Regions from separate parts of the Mus musculus genome. Here region 2 is linked to region 1. A link is a loop called in an ENCODE intact Hi-C map of the cell type or tissue named here. Cell type or tissue: heart. All regions are shown on one strand. Each heading gives the region's core, and the rest is flanking DNA. Links, peaks and the distances in the headings are about the cores only.

Region 1 (8,952 bases), core at 376-8,375:
TGAGACAGAGTTTCCCTATATAGACCAGATAGGACAAGAACTCACTATGAAAGCCAGACTGGCCTGGCCTCCTGCCTCAGCCTCAAGAAAGCAGTATGACAGGAATCCTATGATGCCTCTTGTTTTCTTAAAACAATTTAGTTATTATTTATTTACTTTATGTATATGGGTACACTATAACTGAACAGATGGTTGTGAGCCTTCATGAGGTTGTTGGGAATTGAATTTTTAGAACCTCTGCTCACTCTGGTCGGCCCCACTAGCTCATCCCTGCTAGCTCCGGCCCATAGATTTATTTATTTTATACATAAGTACACTGTAGCTGTCTTCAGACATGCCAGAAGAGGGTGTCAGATCTCATTACAGGTAGTTGTGAGCCAGGACCTTAGGAAGAGCAGTCAGTGCTCTTACCCTCCGAGCCATCTCGCCAGCACCCTGATGCATCTTTCTTGTTGTTACAGGATATACATCTAAAATATTCTATCAAAGAAATGACATAAACCTTCCAGTGTTATGTATGTTTTTAAAACTTTCAGATAACCACTAAGGGTCAACTTCCTATGTAACACATAATGATATACAGCAAACAAAATTAAAGAGTAAAATGGCATCACAAAACAGAAAAAGAAACACAAGTTCAAAGAGGATACCTGAAAACAGCATCCCAATTCAGATATTTTCCTTGTTTGGAATCAGAATGCCTATCTAAATGTTGAACTGTTTCAGGATCCTGAATCAGGCGCTTAAATTTATCCACTTCTTTCTGAAAATAAAAAAACATAATAATAATAATAACATACTATGTTACCTATCACACATTTGCTTCAAGAAAAACAACTTCAAATACTATATTACCCTTCTTTCTGTAGCTCTGTCATGCTCTAACTGCCGGCAGCAAATGAGCAGATCATTGAGTGCTAGACTCATGGTTTAAGATTTCAGAACATGCATCCTCACCTGTAAAAAGAAATATACAAATTTCATTGATTTTTTTTTTTTTTTTTTGCTAAGGACTGGCTTGGTGCTTTAAGCATACTAAACATGTGATGTGCCAGTAAGCTGTACTTTAGACCTGTACGTAACTATTTTAGACATTAACTACACATTTAAACCTAACTATACATGCAGAGGCACACTGTGATCAAAGGCACAATAATTTTTCTTAACATTTCTATAGGACATTTTCTTAAAGTATATCAAAATTAGGCTCTAATTCTCAAATGTGTGCTTTGCCTAGCATGGTAATCTATTATTTTGAATAAAATGAAACAGTTCAGTATTATCTCTATAAAAGGAAAACATTCGCTGGGCGTGGTGGCACACGCCTTTAATCCCAGCACTTGGGAGGCAGAGGCAGGCGGATTTCTGAGTTCGAGGCCAGCTTGGTCTACAAAGTGAGTTCCAAGGCAGCCAGGGCTTCACAGAGAAACCCTGTCTCAAAAAACAAAAAAAAAAAAAAAGGAAAACATTCATTGATAACAGCAAACAATATTTGTTTCACATGTACAGTGTATCAGGTTAGGCATGCTATGGACAGCTAGAAAATAACTGAACCATACTGATACACAGCCTACCCTCTTGGAGACATCTGGTGACAATGGTGATGATACAAGTATTAATCCATAGTTCCAAGTTGCAACTTATGCCTCAAAGGAAATCAAAATACAGTAGAAAACAAAAGAAGAGAACAGAGAGTGCCACAGCACATTAGTGTAATCCCAATACCAGTGGGAAGGTAAAGAAAGGAGGATAGAAGTTTAAGGTCACCCTCAGTGAGATCAATGCCACACTGAGCTAAAGAAGCTCATACCCCCCCCCAAATTACAACAGTTTATCATTTAGATTAAATTGTTATGAATTAAGTAAATGCAAGATCTGAATGAACTGAATGGCAGAAAGAGGCAGAAAGGGGGGGGCAGTGAGGGAGAGGAGAGGGAGAGGAAGGGAGGGAGGGAGAGGGAGTAGGGGAGGGAGGGAGGAGGGGGAGGGAAGGAAAGAGAGAGAGGCAGGTAGATCTGTTGAATTCAAGGCTAGCCTGGTCTACAGAAAGAGTTCCAGGACAGCCAGGGCAACAGAGAAACCCTGACTCAAAAACAAACAAACCAACCAACCAAATAGTGGTGGGTGGCAGAACCAAAGCTATCCAACTAGATGAAGAGAGCTATCAAGTGAACAAATGCTGAGACATTAAAACAAGTAACATAGTTCAGCTCCCAACATTCAACTAAAAAAGCTTCCTAAGCAACAGCCCCTGAACAGACAAATCAAATCTTCCTTTTGAGGGTTCAGTCAAGTTGATGCATTTTGACAATAATTACATCTCCCCTTCCCAGAAATAACCCCACCTGTGGCATGTTAGTCTTGGCTAGTGGTAAAAAGCACTGGGGCTCAGTCAGGTATTGCAGGCCTAGGGGAGGCTCAGGCAGCACAATTGTGAGTTAGGGGCTAGCCTGGGTTGCAAAAGGGTGGGTTCTATGGTCAGGCTGTATTGTTCGGATCCAGGTCCATTCAATTAACAGTTATCCAACCTGCAACATGTTGGTTAAACTGGCACCTGTTTTCTGGATGCTAGATGAGAAAATGATACCAGTATCTACTTTAAGGAGTTCGTTTCCGTTTCTGTTTCCCTCTCCCCCACCACACACCTACTTTCTCTTTCTCTCTCTTACTATCTCACTCTTTCTCTCTCTCTCTCTCTCTCTTTCTCTCTCTCTCTCTCTCTCTCTCACACACACACACACACACAGCAAATATTCAGTATAACTGTCATCCTGTTACTGTCTTCTCTTACGATCGCTTTATAAATCTATTTGATGACTGTTTTTTTCCTCCTCTTCTTGCTCTCATCCCTTCCTCTGGCTTCAATACACTGGAAACTTGCAAAATCTGTATCACTCAATAACAAGAGCTCGTTACACTTTGTGCCTTTCCATGCACTTCCTTCTGTCTGAAAGCTTCGCTACCATCTTGCAGAAGAATTTACACCCGGCAAGATCTAGCAGCAAAGTCGATTCTTTCAGGCTCAGTTTCCACAGAACCAGTCCTTCCTCGGCTAACACAGTTTTTCCTATCACATTGTCGCTTTGAAAAAGTAGCTGTCTACTTATCTGTGCCAGGTGGCGGGGGTGGGACCGGGGAAGGAGCGCAGGTTAAACATTTTCAAAGGCTCAGAGTGGCTGCCACTTACCTACTACAGACAACACAGGCAATACAACTGACAATGAGAATACGAGACTGTGATTTCCAAGGGCCAGTGCTCTTAACTACGAACATGTGCAAACCTGTAGCTTAAATATAAATAAACGCTCTGAGACTAAAGTATGAGATTTAAAAAATCTAGATCGACCAGAACCCTTAAGATGACAGATAGGAAAGAGGGACGTGCAGAAGGGAAGATTTAGGCTCACTCCATCTAGGGTCTGCAGAAAGAGGGAGAAGATGACGGCCGTTCTGCAGAGAAGGGGTAAGAGCCATTCGGAAGCTGAGGAAAGATGGGCTCAGAAGAGAATTTTCCCCTCACAGAAGTCCCCGAGCGTTCGTCCCTCGCTCCTACCGCTGCATTCTGCCTGCCAATGCAAACCCAGGTCGCTTCGCCTTTTCCCGCGTGCACGGATCTAGCAGCTGGTTCTGTACGCACGCCTTCCCGCTTCCGGCTCTATAAAGCAGCAAGTTGGTAAGGCACGGGTGCCCCAAAGGAAGAAGTCGGCATGCGCCGCCGCACGACTGCGCTTGCGCGTAGGCATCACGCGCTCTCCAACTCAAAACACTCGCTCCCCTCAAAACAGTCTCCCGGCCTGAGGAAACGCGCCTGCGCAGTGCGCACCAATGGCGATTGCCCTCGCTCCCGCAACTCCGCCCAGGGGCCGACGCTCCCACAGCCGGCCACCAGGTCCTCTCTGGCCACAACCCTCCGCAGACGGAAATGACGACGGTTCCGAGGAGAACGGAGGCGGGTTTCATTTCGGCGCCTTTCTGTCTCCCGCGGAAGCGATTGGTTAGTGTGGCACGAAAGAGGCGGGACAAATTGCCGCGGGTTCAGCACCTCCAGTGGAACCGGGAGATGCGGCGGCGCCGGGGCTGTCGCCGTGTTTGCTTTGAGTTGAGTCTCGTCCCTTCAGGCCGCTCCCTGTGCAGCTCGGATCATGCTGTTACCCTCGGATGTAGCCAGGCTGGTATTGGGTAAGCGGCGGCCTGGGAGGGCGGGTGATCGGACCCGGGCTGAGGGGACGGAAAGACCAGGGGCTGAGGGGGAGGGCTGCTCGGGGTGGGGAAGCTCTGAGGAGTGGTCTGCTCCCGTCCAAGTTCAGACTAGCGGAGAGGCTCGGTCCCTCGGCGCCTTGGGACAGTCGAAGCTCCTCGGTGTAGGGATGTCCCTTCTCCTCCTGCTGCGCGATGGGGGCAGCCGAAGGGAGAAAGAAGCTCGGCGGGGAACACCTGGGGCCTGGATTCCGAGGCACAGCCAGGCCCGCTGGGACACCTGAAGGAGTGTCGCCTGCGTGATGGACGAGGCTGCGTGTCCCCTACCCTTTCCCTTGTCAAGAGCCGGGACTGATAAAGGAAAAGGCGGGGGGACCCCCGCTTCCCCGGCCGCCCAGCCTTGTGGAAAGACTTTCCGACGCCCTTACCCATAACCCGACCTTAGCACTGGGAATTTGGGACACAGGGAGGGCCCCACACCCCTGGCCCACCATAGTGGCTTGAAACGCCAATTGCATATTTCAGAACGGCAGCGTGTCGTGTTCTTGAGCAAATATTTAGGAGGTACGACGACTGACTTCTGGTTGCACACGTTCTAGCCCTCGTTTTCCTCCATTTTCGAAAAGGGTTTGTTCATAGACCACTGGTTGGTCGGGAGATACTGTCTCTGGAAAAGACTGTTTTCGTTGTTTGTCCTGTGAAAGAATAAAAGGGATTGTTCTGTAGGGAACAAGAGCCTCTTAGGCTCAAAACTGGACAGTGACTTTGAAACGTTATTTGGGACATCTCTAAAAGAAAGTGGTCGAAGTATGAGGACTCATTCCATAGTTTCCACAGCCGTTACGAACATTTGCTTTGTGCCCAGCCCTGTCCAAAAAATAAAAATTGCACATTAGGCAGGACTTATTTAAGAGGCTCTGTACGATTCTACTGTCCATTTTTTGAGAAACTTAAATACAAAAACTAGTGTTTTGAATGTTTTCATCTTCATCAGACTTGGATAGTTAAATTTATACCTGTGATTTTTAAACTTAGCTTTCTTGTAATTTTAAAATTAGGCTCATACAAAATTGGTTAAAAGTAGACTCACATGATTTTTTTTCTCCCCACCTATACGTATTGTTTAGGTAAGAACTGCGACTTTTAGCAGTCTTGTGATCCATATAAAATTCCATGATCATAGCCTCAAAAGTGGCTTTTGGAGTTTGGTAGTATGAACATTGAAAAGTGGATAATTTTTATGAGGATTTTTCCATGTTTTCTTTCCTCAGATTTTATGGGATGCTTAATAGCAACCCTGATTTCATTAGATACAAGTAGGATGTCATTCCTTCATGTAAGAAAGGGGGTGGGGAGGGGCTTTATATACTGTCAGCATATCCCCTGAAGAGAAAGTCCTGCCTTGTTAAGAAAACCTTAAGGAAATGACAGGGCCTTTCTAATTGGAATAATTATGTTTCTGCCCCACTAACAAGGTAACTTATTCTCTTGATGCCTAGAAACTCAAGTTGTTGCTTTTCATCCTTAAAATCATCTTTGTTGTTCAGATTCTGCTTTCAGTGCCATGAATTCCAGCATGCCTCCCATTCTGTTTTGGAATTGTGATGCCTTTCCTCATACTCTACTTGCAATTCATGTATACTCGGGTTGCAAATATTGCTGAAGCATCTAAAAATTGAACCTCTTTTGAACTTGGAATACAAAAAAAGCCTCCCACTATTTTCAGTTCTGTGATTTAGTACTATCTTTACACACACACACACACACACACACACACACACACACACTTCTATCTACAGGTTTATTGCTTGCTCAGGGTCCTTCTGTGGTACCCCCTTACCATCTTTAGCCCCTCTTTCTTGATTGCATATGGTCTTTGTTGTTGGTTGTTCTGTTGTCTTGTTCCAAACACTGCCAGATTTTTAAGCATAAGAGGAAAAGTAATTTTACTTAACATTCACTTCTTTCTTTCTTTATTTTTTTTACCCTTTAATACCAAAACATTTTTCTCAACTCCCTCTCACATTGTCCAGTGCCCTGTGTCACCCAGGAGATTACTAGTAAAACCGCCTGTTACTTAGTAGCTTTACTAGTTCACGTTCCTCTAACTCTTCAGCTTACTGCACTGAATTATTCACCTAAGTGTTCTCTACTCAGCCAGCTATTTATTGCCTCGATGGAATTTTTCAAACTCTTGTAGAGACCAAGATACATTGCTTGCTGCCTCTAGGTCATCAGTTTGGCTTTTACTAATATGTCATAGGAAGTGCTCTGTGGAGCTGGTTTCTACCCAGCCTCATCTTTTCAATATTTGCGCTAGGCTACAGTATACTAAAGTACTTACATTTTTTGAAATAGTATATTCCTTTCCCCCTGTGTTCCTTGTATTAAAGGTTCAAGTTAAATGTGATATCAGAAAGTTCTTTCAGTAGCCACTGTCCTATTAAAGTAACTTTGTTGGTGGATAAGAGATTTTCTTGGTGAGGTACACATAACAAAATTGATAATTACAGCTATTTTTAAGTTTATGGTTCTGTAGTATTAGTTACTACTGTCTACCTCTAAATTTTCTTTCTTCTTACTAAACTGAAACTTTCTTAATCAGTATTCTCTATTCAAACAAGAATTTTTGGATTCAAGTTTCAGAGTTCTTAGGAACTTCAAAAATGTTAAGTTCTATGTATAAAAGGAGCACTTTTACGATTGAAGGGTTCAGATTTTTTTTCAATTTCATAACTAGGTTAGTTTCTGTATGAGTTGGTGTCCATTCAGAAAACAGAAACTAAGTCCTATGTTTAATGTGATAGGATTTAATGAAGGACTTGGTTACACAGGTGGTGCCAAAGCTTCTTAGCTTATGGGATGAAGGAACTCAGCACAGCAGGAAGCCATGCTAATCCTGGAGACAGGGCGTTATACAGCATCCCAGAGACAACTATGTGGAAGATGAAACTGAAGTCTTGTCTCCTAAGGGACTGTCTGTAGTCAGAGCAAAGATTCGTGAGACAATCAGGGAATAAGGCTTCTTCCTTCTGAATTCCAGTCTGATACAAGCCCTTCCCCTTTTAGAACCGTAGCCGGAAGCCGTGATAGGTGAACCGGGTAACTGCCTGCTTGAAGTCTAGCTTCCAAAATAGAGTCCTAGAAAATAAAGAACTGGTTTAAGGGCAAAAAGAACTAATACTGGCATATTCTTAAGAGATCGGGAGCCATTGGTTTTATTTTCTTTTATATTGAAGACAATGATATAATAAACATTTACCAGGATGCAATTGTAATCATTCTACATCTTGAATAATACCTACACTCACTGCTGACACTTGAAGTGTTTCATGTTTGTGTTACTTTATTTTTAAATCTCTGTGTGTATGTGTGTGCATGAATGCACACCACATTTTGGTTTTGTGGAGCCCAGAGATATTAGATTTCTTGGAGCTGGATTTGCAGGCAGTTGTGAACCACCTTGAGTGGGTGCCAGGAATCATACTCGGGTCCGTGGAAGAGTAATATACACTCTTGACTGATGAGCCATCTCTCCAGTCCAGTTTTCTGGTTCTTAACCATTTTGTCTTTTCATTTGAAGCTTATTAACTATTCTTTTATGCAGCGCTCATACTAGGCATGGTCCCCAAACAAATTTCTACATATATGCCATCAATACTTTGGAGCATATCACCCCCTTGAACAGTCATTTTCCATTCTTGGTAGTATTTTTTTTTTTCTCCAGAGCTGAGGACCAACCGAGGGCCTTGCACTTGCTAGGCAAGCACTCTACCACTGAGCTAAATCCCCAGCCCCGTTTTTATTTATTTATTTATTTATTTATTTGTAGTAAATTCTTAAGTCTGTATCTTCCCATAAACTAAGCCACTCCTACTTTCTCAGTACTTTTAGCCTTTCCTAAGATAATTTCTTCTAACTCCTTGTAAATTATAATTTGTGGATTGAAGCCATACATTTTATATTTGTAGATCTAGTACTACAAGACATTGTTACTTCTCTTAGTAAGACCTTATTTCTTATTAAGAAATTATATTCTTTCAGGGATATTAAACCATCAGTATTGCTGGGGAATCAGTACATGAAGGAGATATTTACACAAACAGAGCTTTGGTTCTTGCTTTCTTTGGACTCCTTTTTGTCTTTTCCTAAAAAGGCCAAGCTCTTAGAATGTTTCCCCAATTTATGAAGACCCTTCGTATAGTTTAGATTTTATCTGTCATGTGATTAGTTGGTTATGATCAGATGGTTAATGATGGTGGGTAGGCATTTTTGTAGCACATAACCAGTTAATCATATAAACCATGGCATCATTGAACATTTTCAGGTAATTTCTACGTTGTTTTTGAGCTCTTAAGACAAAGTAAAGCAGAACTTACCAAATTTAACCAAAAAATTAAAGCTCAAATTTTACCAAAGCATATTTGAGAGTAGAACATAATGTCTCAGGTATTTCTAGATGGCTATGCATTTCTATAACAAGTAGCAGTGATGCACTGTTTTCCAGAGCCTTTTCTCAAATACACTATGCAAGCTTGTACTGATTTACAATGTATCATGAACTATCATATCTGATATTCTTTTCCCAAGGCATGCTAGCACAATTGATCATATTTTTCATAGGTCGTGGATAAATCATCTTCTTTTTGTTTTTGCTTCTGTTTTTGTTTTTTCGAGACAGGATTTCTCTGTGCAGCCATGGCTGTCCTGGAACTCAGAAATCCATCTGCCTCTGCCTCCCAAGTGCTCCGATTA
Region 2 (8,952 bases), core at 440-8,439, 290 kb before region 1:
ACATGAGGTTAAGGTAAAGAAGATTTATAGTAATTGCATTGACAAAGGAAGACTCAAAAAAGCCCAGCAGAGACTTTGTTCTCTGGTTAGATCTCATTAAGAGCATTTTGAACAAGCATACCAAGCTTAGAAAACAAAAATATAAAATATATCATTTGAGTATTAAAGGGGCACCAGGAAGTGAAATGGAACTGAATCTTGTATTCAGGGATATTAAAATGAATTAAGGGAATGGTAACCTTGGGACAAGATTGCACCCTGCTAAATTCAGGTCTAGGCATGGTAATACAAACCTTTAATCCCAGAAGGCAAAGGCAAGCAGATCTCTGAGTTCAAGACCATCCTGGTACAGAACAAGTTCCAAGTAGAGAAAAACTTAAATGCGTAAGTAGTGGACATCTTTAACCCAGCACTTAAGAAATAGGCATGCAGATCTCTGAATTCAAAGTCAGTCTACAGAGCAAATTCTAGCATAACCAAGATTAGGCAGAGAATAAATTCATTGAAAACAGAAAGTTGGTGATACTATAATAGAACAAGGGAGCCATGTTGAAGCCCCAGGAAACAGAATTCAGCAGCTTCACTCATTTGGCTCTGGCTTTATAGTCAAGATGAGAAGGAGACTAATGGGATAACTAATGTTAGTTAGCTGGACCTAAGAAATTAACAGTGATTAAGAAGAGACCAGCATCACTGAAGTGAAATCTGGGAAATGTTTTCTGAGAACACAAAGAAGCTATGTTCTCAGAGATAGTCAAAGTTGTCCCTCATGCTACAGCTGTACTTGGTAATGTGTAAGAATCACCCAGGGGTATCAATTTTGAAAGTATAAAAGGATCATGGAGAGCAACTGAAGGTTGGCACTGTGAGAGGCCATGGAAAGCGACTGGTGAAGGTGCAGCCTCAGCTGAAATTGACAGCTGAGGACTGAAGGGGTCATGCAAAGTTGAGACTTGGCACCATGGAAAAAGCCTATGAAAGGCTATTGGTGAAGTCTAGTTGCAGCAGAAGACCCCTGTGTATTGGAGATGCCAGTACCATGGGATGGTCACCATGAACAGAAGCAGCAATGGAATGGAGTCAACCAGAGCCTAGAATGCTATGAGCTGGAGATGTAACCCAAGCCCTTTGGAGGAGTCCAGAACATCATGTATAGATCCCAGACACTGAAACAAGAAGCTGTGATGTTGAAGTTGCCTTGGAGACCCAAAGATGTTAAAAATGCCAGAGCCGTGGGATATCTGCAGAGGAAAGTTGCTAACAGAGAGTGGAACCAGCCCAGGAGAAAGAACTTTACTGCAATCAATATAAATGAAAATGAGTTGAGATCTAAAGACCACTTTAACATCAGACATGAGATGCAGAGTTTGGAGTTTGCCCAGCTGGTTTCCTGTCTTTCTTTGGGGATTAGAGTTAAGTGATTGGATGAATCTCAGAATAGACCTTGAACTTGGACTAAATTGTTGACACTGCTATAAACTATGGGGACTTTGGAAATGGGACCAAATGTACTTCTTTATTATGCTACGACCAAGTACTCATAGACTCATACGTTTTAACAAGCCGATGGAGGCCAGGGAGTAGAATGTGATGCTTTGTATAAGCTTGGCACAGGGAGTAGCACTATTAAAAGGAGTGGCCCTATTGGAGTAGGTGTGTCACTGTGAGTATGGGCTTTCAGACCCTCATTCTAGCTGCCTGGAAGCCAGTATTCAGCCAGCAGCCTACAGATGAAGATGTAGAACTCTCAGCTTGCCTGCACCATGCCTGCCTGGATGCTGCATGTTCCCATTTTGATGATAATGGACTGAACCTCTGAACCTGTAAGCCAGGCCCAATTAAATGTTGTCCTTATAAGAGTTGCCTTGGTCATGGTGTTCATTCACAGCAGTAAAACCCTAACTAAGACATTCAGCATAGGCAGAAATAAGGATATGAACTCAGAAAAGTTCTGGGTAGAACAAAACAAGGAGTCACAGCTCCACGGAAGTAAACCAAGCACAGGCTAAGGCTACATTCTCCAAGCAATTCTAGTCACAGTTCAAAACAAAATCCAAAAGCAATTTGTTAATAATAGCCTCTTTTTTAATTTGTCTTTTTTCTATATGACAGGCATTGTGAATAATGTTTTCCACACTTTATCTTAATTCCTCACAACTTATGAGGCAGGTACTACTACTAAGCCTTTTAAAATAAGGGGGGAGGGTGTGAATAGTGTAAGAAAAGTAACCAAAGTCATATAGCTGGTGAGCCAAATCCGAATCAAATTATCTGAAGTCAAAACCCCAACTAATTCTTAAATGTTGCCAACTCTGAACAGTTTATCTAGTTGTCGCTGTTGCTGTTGCTGTTTAAGCTACAAGATAGCAAGTAATGACTTTTAATTCCAGGATGATTCTACCTATTAAATCCCAAACTAGAAAGGTGGCATTCACTGGAAAGGTGAGAAAGGTAGATGAATGCTGGAAAATATGGGTTTTAAGAGGATGGATAGAAGTAACATTCCTAAGGGGCAGACACCTAGGGCAGGAAAACACGCCAGCTTGTCTAAGTGTTAACTATGAGACTACTCATCTAGGAACACTGGCTACAAGATGCTGATGTCAGGAAGAGGCAAACACATTCCATTGTCTTTCCACTGATTCTTGGTGAAAACCATGAAGACAATGAGACAAAGAACAAAAGATGATGCTAAGGGACAGAGCCAATTCCCAACTTAAAGATCGAGAGCTGTGGAAACAGACACAGGTCTAGGTTCCAATTCCACACTACTAGATGTGGGAAATTAGGGCCAGTTTCTTATCCTCTCCAAACTCTACAGTTCTTATCCGTTAAATGGACTACTAGGATCCATCCACACCTCAAGATAGGGGCAAAGAATATAAAACATGGAGAGTACTTAAAGATATTTCTATTATTTTAAACATTTCCCACGAACAACAGCGTTTTCTTACATCACTCCAGATTTTAGCTTATTTATTTCATTTTTGAGACCAAGTTTCACGTATCACTGACTGACCTCGAACTTGCTATAAAGCCTTGGATGACTTTGCACCTCTGATCCCCCTGCCTCCACCTCCTTAGTGCTCAATATGTGCCCGGTTTATGTGGAGCTGGGGATTGAACCCAGGACTTCCTGCGTGTTGGGCTAGCACTCTACTGAAGGCTCTCACTCCATCCGCTAGGTTCTTTCCACAGCGGTCACTATTGCCTCTCTGTTCTGTCACCACTGCTGCACCACATGTCCCTACCCGGAGTGTCACCGCATTTCTATCACTTTTCCCAGCACTGCGGAAAGTAGAAGAGTCAGACCTGGGTAGCGACACCCAACAGACCACTAGTGAGGCCCCGTTGGCCGGGTCCGCCCCTTTCCCACACCACCCTGACCCTAAGTCCACCACAGCGGCAACACCTCCGGGCTGCACCCACCCTCGCTCCCCAGAGCCCCGCCGAACGTGCCCCGAGCCCACCTCACCTTCTCGTAGTTTTGCATGAGGCGGCTGATCCCCTCGCGCTCGACCTGCCATTCCGGCTTCTTTAGCTGCTTCCTCCGCTCCTTCTTTTGGTGCTGCCTGTGGCTGTGTTTTTTCTTCCAGCGATTAAAGCTCCGCACCGGGTCGGGTCGGGTTCCCTGACCCAGAGAAGCAACCGTTTTGCCCATGGCGGGGGCTGCCAGGACCCACGACGCCGCTACACGGGAGCCTCCTCGCTCCTCAAGGCACAGCACGGAAGACGCGAAACCAGCGTGTGGAGAAGGCGCAGGGGCGCACGCGCAAGTCCGGGAACCCGCCCCCAAGCTGGGGAGAGTGGGCACACATTAATGACGACAGGCAATGCGCGGACGATGATTGGTGATTTGGCTTCCGCTGGGCGGGGCGATCTTAAGACGCCAGGGGAAAGCGTGCACGGAGGAACTGGGCGTGCTCCACTGCTTCCGAGAGTGCTTGGGGCTTCCGGAAACAGCGCAAGTACACTGCTTATTGCTAGTATGGTGAAGTCATACTCAGCGTAAAGTACTGCTTTTCATTTACTCTGGATTCAAGTGTGCCCAACATTCGCGAGTACACTGCTATACGTTATAGAGTATGTAGGTCGTAGTTACTTTGTAGATCAGACTGGCCTCAAATTTATAAGAATTCACCTGCCTCCTGAATACTCTAATTTCAGTTAAATGCCACCGTGTTGACTCAAAATGCTTTAAAGCAAACTTTTCAATTAACAAAAAGTTACATAATACAGAAAAATACACTTACACATAGACATCGTAAAGATGCCTCTGGAGAGCATCCTAAACATCAATCACCATTTATCTTACAAAGTGTCAAAAACAAACAAAACAAAACAAAACAAAAACCAAACCCTGAGATGATTACTGTGTTAGTCACTGAACTATTACTGTGAAGAGACACCATGACCAAGGCAACTTTTATAGAAAGAAGCATCATTTAACTGGGCTGGCTTACAGTTTCACAGGTTTAGTCCATTATCATCATGACAGGGAAGGCATGCCAGCATCCAGGTGGGCACTGGAGCAGTACCTAAGAGCTGCATCCTGATCCATAGGCAGGACACAGACACACAGACACACACACACACACCTGCGTGCGCACGCACACGCACGTACGCACGCATGAACAGCGACACTGTGCCTGGCATGGACTTTTGAAACTCCAAAGTTTTGAAACTGTGACTCCAAATATATGAGCCTATGGAAATCATTCTTATTCAAACCATCACATTTACTCTCAGTTTTAACAACTGGGTGGCCTTAACTGAATATTCACATTGTATATTTTATAGTGATTTTTTTTTTCAAGACAGGGTTTCTCTGTGTAGCACTGGCTGTTCTGGAACTCACTCTGTAGACCAGGCTGGCCTCGAACTCAGAAATCCACCTACCTCTGCCTCCCAAGTGCTGGGATTAAAGGCGTGTGCCACCACTGCCCAGCTATAATGATTTTTAAGTTAAGTAAATGTTTATTTCCACGACTATGACTATAGCTATAAGTTAAACCAAGATTTTTTTTCATATTTTCCATCACTACACTTTTTTTGTTTTGTTTTGTTTTGTTTTTCGAGACAGGGTTTCTCTGTATAGCTGTCCTGGAACTCACTTTGTAGACCAGGCTGGCCTCGAACTAAGAAATCCCTCTGCCTCCCAAGTGCCTCCCAAGTGCTGGGATTAAAGGTGTGTGCCACCAAACCCTGCTATCACTATACTTTTTAAATGCACTCACACATGCACACACACACACACACACACAAACACCATGTGTCTTGTGAACTTTTCCAAGGGCAAGTGAAATAGGGCACCAACAATGACTAAAGCAAGGAATGGATTCTACCCCTTAGAGAACCAATGAGTATAATTATCCAGACCATTGAGATTTCTTTTTAAAGTATGAGCAATGTTAGGCAGCTCCACCACTGATGAAAAAAAAAAATGTATCTCTCAGCTCCTCAGGAACCCCTCCCCTGTAGTGTGACTGGGATATTCTCTTTGAGGGCTATAACTGTCTAGCCAATAAACTCAGGAGGACTTGGTATTGATGCAAAGGTGCCAGAAAAATCAACAAATGTTGGAGCTCTCAAAATCAGAGACCAACATCGAGTTCTTATCCCACAGATCCTACCAATGAAACCCAGTCAGACAGAAACAGTGGACAAGTGAGTTCAAAAGTAGAACAGTTCATTAAATCCTGATAAGGAGGCAGAGGTCCTGAGAACAGAGTAAAGATGGTAAGCCAGAGCTGCCCAACAGAAGACATCCAAGGGTGAACTGCCATTATCCAGCTTTTTGCCTGTTTATTTGTTTGCTTTTAAAGGGGGAGGGCTTTCCCCTGTTGATACATCTACAATGCAACTTCACATATAAAGCTCGGGGAAAATTACAAGACAAGTTAGATAAGGGCATCAACAATGACTAAGGCAAGAGATGGATTCTACCCTCTCTTCAGTGTTGGGGACTAGACCCAGGATCTTGGGTATGCTGGACAAGCACCCTATAGGCTGAGCTGCATCTCCAGTCAATTTCCCTATATTTTGAATAAGCAATCAGAAACTGTAAAAGAAAAACCATGGAGGAGAAAATCCTAATTTTTATTTACCTTTCCTGGAACAGTATTGCAGAAAAACAAAAAACAAACAAACAAAAACAAGAAGTAAACAAGGAAGAAGAAAGACTGTACAAGCCACCAGATCAGGACATGGACTTCAGGATCATGATTTCTAGACATGGAAGGGAAATTGGATCTATGAAATCTCAATAATGTTGTTGGTTGAAAAACCCCTGCATAATGACAACACCAGTAGACATGCCACCATAGATGGGGAAATTCCACAAGTCCCTGCCACTAGAGGCAGAGCTACAGGAAATGAATAGCTGCTGAGAAAGAGAGGAGAATCAGTTTTCTTTAGGAACAAGCCCCTGAATAGGTCATCCAATCCCAAGTGGTCGGCCCCAAACACATGCACAGATGAGCAATACTAAATAGAATCAGTAGGTCACATGCACTTATAAATAAATAAATAAATAAATAAATCTCTTTTTAAAAGATTTCAGAGTTCTGACACTTACCTCACAGTTAAATAGACAGCTGCATATTTCCTGACTGTTTGTTTGTTTGTTTGTTTTTCTATAACATTGTTCCAGGGAAGGTAAACAGATCCTGGATCTTCTTCTGCCTGGTTTTTCCTTTACCAGTCTCTGATTCCTTATTTAAAATATTAAAAAAAAAAAACTGGCTGGAGATGCAATTCAGAGTGCTTGCTTATCATACACAAGATCCTGAGTCCAGTCCCCAACATTGAATAACATTAGACATCACAAGATGTCTAATAAACATTAGACATCACAGTGCACACCTGTAATCCCAGAACTCAGACGATATAGGTAGGGGCCGTTGGGACTTTAAGATTATCCTTGGATACATGCCAAGGGCAAGATCAGCTAAAGCTATTCAAGACCTTGTCTCAAAAAGCAAAACAAGAAAACACTTGAAAAAACATATAGGAAAAACTAAGGTATCAGGTTTAAGAATCTTAGTCCACCCCTCAAAAAAAATCTGCAGAATAACATCTATGTTCACATAAATACAAGGGCCCCCTCCACCCATCATTTTGTTTTCTGTGATTTTTTTTAACCAACAGTCAACTGCAGTCCAAAAATAATTAATATTTGTCTTGATTCTCCCATATAGTAGAACCATGGAACTTTATTTCAGTACATTGTTATAACTGTTCTGTTTGATTAGTAATTACTGTGTCTAATCTATGTGTTACACTGAATCAGAGGTCTGAGTGTATAGGGTAAGCATGCTATATATGAAGTAGTGTAGCATGGATCATAAAACTTGGTGGCTCTCACGTGCTGAGAGAGAGGCCAAAGGAGGACCAATCTCAAGCAGCTGAGCCCTGACAGCTTACCTCACAGACAGAGGACAAGAACACAAATTTTCTCCTTATTTCATTTTTGTTCTGTAAAATTATAACACTGTCATAGGAAAAGAGAGAGAAGCTAGAAGCCTGTGTCTCCTTGGTTGAACCAAACTGCAAAGAAATCTATTTCACTTTATCAATTTCTATCTCTTGATTTTTTTTTAATACAAGGAAACTCTGAAGGCAGACTTGTGGCCCACGTACCTGGTGATGTCTACACAGTTTGGAATTACCCATGGCTTTGGACGTTCCTAAGGATGTACAGTGTGTCCCCTATGGAGAAGAAGGCATTACATGTTGTTTGTTTGGACTTTGTTTCTTGAAACAGGTTCTCAAGTAATCCAGGCTGGCTTTGAACTCTTCATCCTCCTGCCTGTATCTCCTACCTGTCTTATGACACCTGACTTGAGTTGGGTTTTAGAAATCCACAATCTGCTCTTTAAGCTCTCACCTTTCTTACTCTTTAGCCCTCCTTCCCTCTCTCTCTTTCCCCTCTCTCCACGTGGCTATGGCCGGCCTCTCTCCCTCTTTCTACCTTATCCCTTTCCCCCTGCCTTTCTACAATAAAGCTCTAAAACATAAAAAAAGAAAGAAAGAAAGAAATCCACAAGTCTAATAATACTTATTTAAGATAATTAAGCAATACATAATGTTTAACAAATGGTAATGATGTTAAAAGTTTAACCACTCTCTAAATAAAACCCTTTTCTTCTCAGAACTCCATATATTCACTTTGAAAAATATCTTTTAAGCTGGGTGGTAATATCACATGCCTTTAATCCCAGCACTCAGGAGGCAAAGGCAGGAGGATATCTGAGTTTGAGGCCAGCTTGGTCTACAAAGCTAGTTCCAAGACAGGCAGAACTACACAGAAAAACCCCATTTGGAAACAAACAAAATTTTAAAAGAAAAGAAAAAGAAAAACATCTATTAGAACTTATTATATTAATCAAGATTCTGGAAAAGAGCGGAACTGATAGAATAAACGTATATGCATATATATTTTAAAGGGGATTGATTAGCTTGGTTTACAGGATGTAGTCCAGGTAGTCCAGCAACTTTTGTTGAATTAAATTTTTTTGTATTAAGGAAAAGTGTTTTTTAAAGGAACCTGCACAGTAAGACCTTTCCATGAGCTCAGAGAAAGCCAGAGGCACTCAGGGAAAATCAATGCATGCATCCTATTTCCTCTTCCCATTTAGTTGTGTCTAGGGGATTATGTGTTTAGTGAACAGATTGTCTAAAAGAAATTCAAACAGATCCTAATCGTGAATCCAATTATAATTAAGAAAATAATTCATATCAGTTCATGTTTACTGTCACTAACATTGACAAGCCTCTGGAATATTAACATATGAAAAGACATATCCATATGATCCACATGATTTTAATTCATATGATCTATAAATAATATTGATATTCTTAGCAAAGGTATCTCCACTTACTAGTGTTATATAAAAACTTATGTGGGTATCAGCAGCAGCAGGTGACAATAGCAAACTCCTAGCAGCCTAA

What was found. Peaks named below come from ENCODE experiments on the same cell type or tissue, not always from the same donor. Only the 100,000 strongest peaks of a DNase experiment are listed, where the experiment ranks them.
Region 2: a loop joins it to region 1, with 6 times the contacts of the local background. A loop is called at or near these places in 7 of 42 quality-filtered maps.

The regions. Positions count from the first base shown.
Region 1 is chr9:53,533,010-53,541,961 of GRCm38, forward strand. It overlaps Atm (ataxia telangiectasia mutated), which reads right to left and starts at 3,662. Exons shown (of 63, transcript NM_007499.3): 1 at 3,554-3,662; 2 at 856-957; 3 at 651-763. The coding sequence starts at 927. Npat (nuclear protein in the AT region) reads left to right here and starts at 4,038. Exons shown (of 18, transcript NM_001081152.1): 1 at 4,038-4,179. The coding sequence starts at 4,143. In heart, for the core only: a CTCF peak has its summit at 3,886; a DNase peak (open chromatin) is centred at 3,862; H3K4me3 peaks cover 3,350 bases; H3K27ac peaks cover 2,567 bases.
Region 2 is chr9:53,244,343-53,253,294 of GRCm38, forward strand. Ddx10 (DEAD box helicase 10) reads right to left here and starts at 3,770. Exons shown (of 18, transcript NM_029936.2): 1 at 3,476-3,770. The coding sequence starts at 3,661. In heart, for the core only: no CTCF peak of the experiment used is centred there; a DNase peak (open chromatin) is centred at 3,849; H3K4me3 peaks cover 1,903 bases; H3K27ac peaks cover 1,131 bases.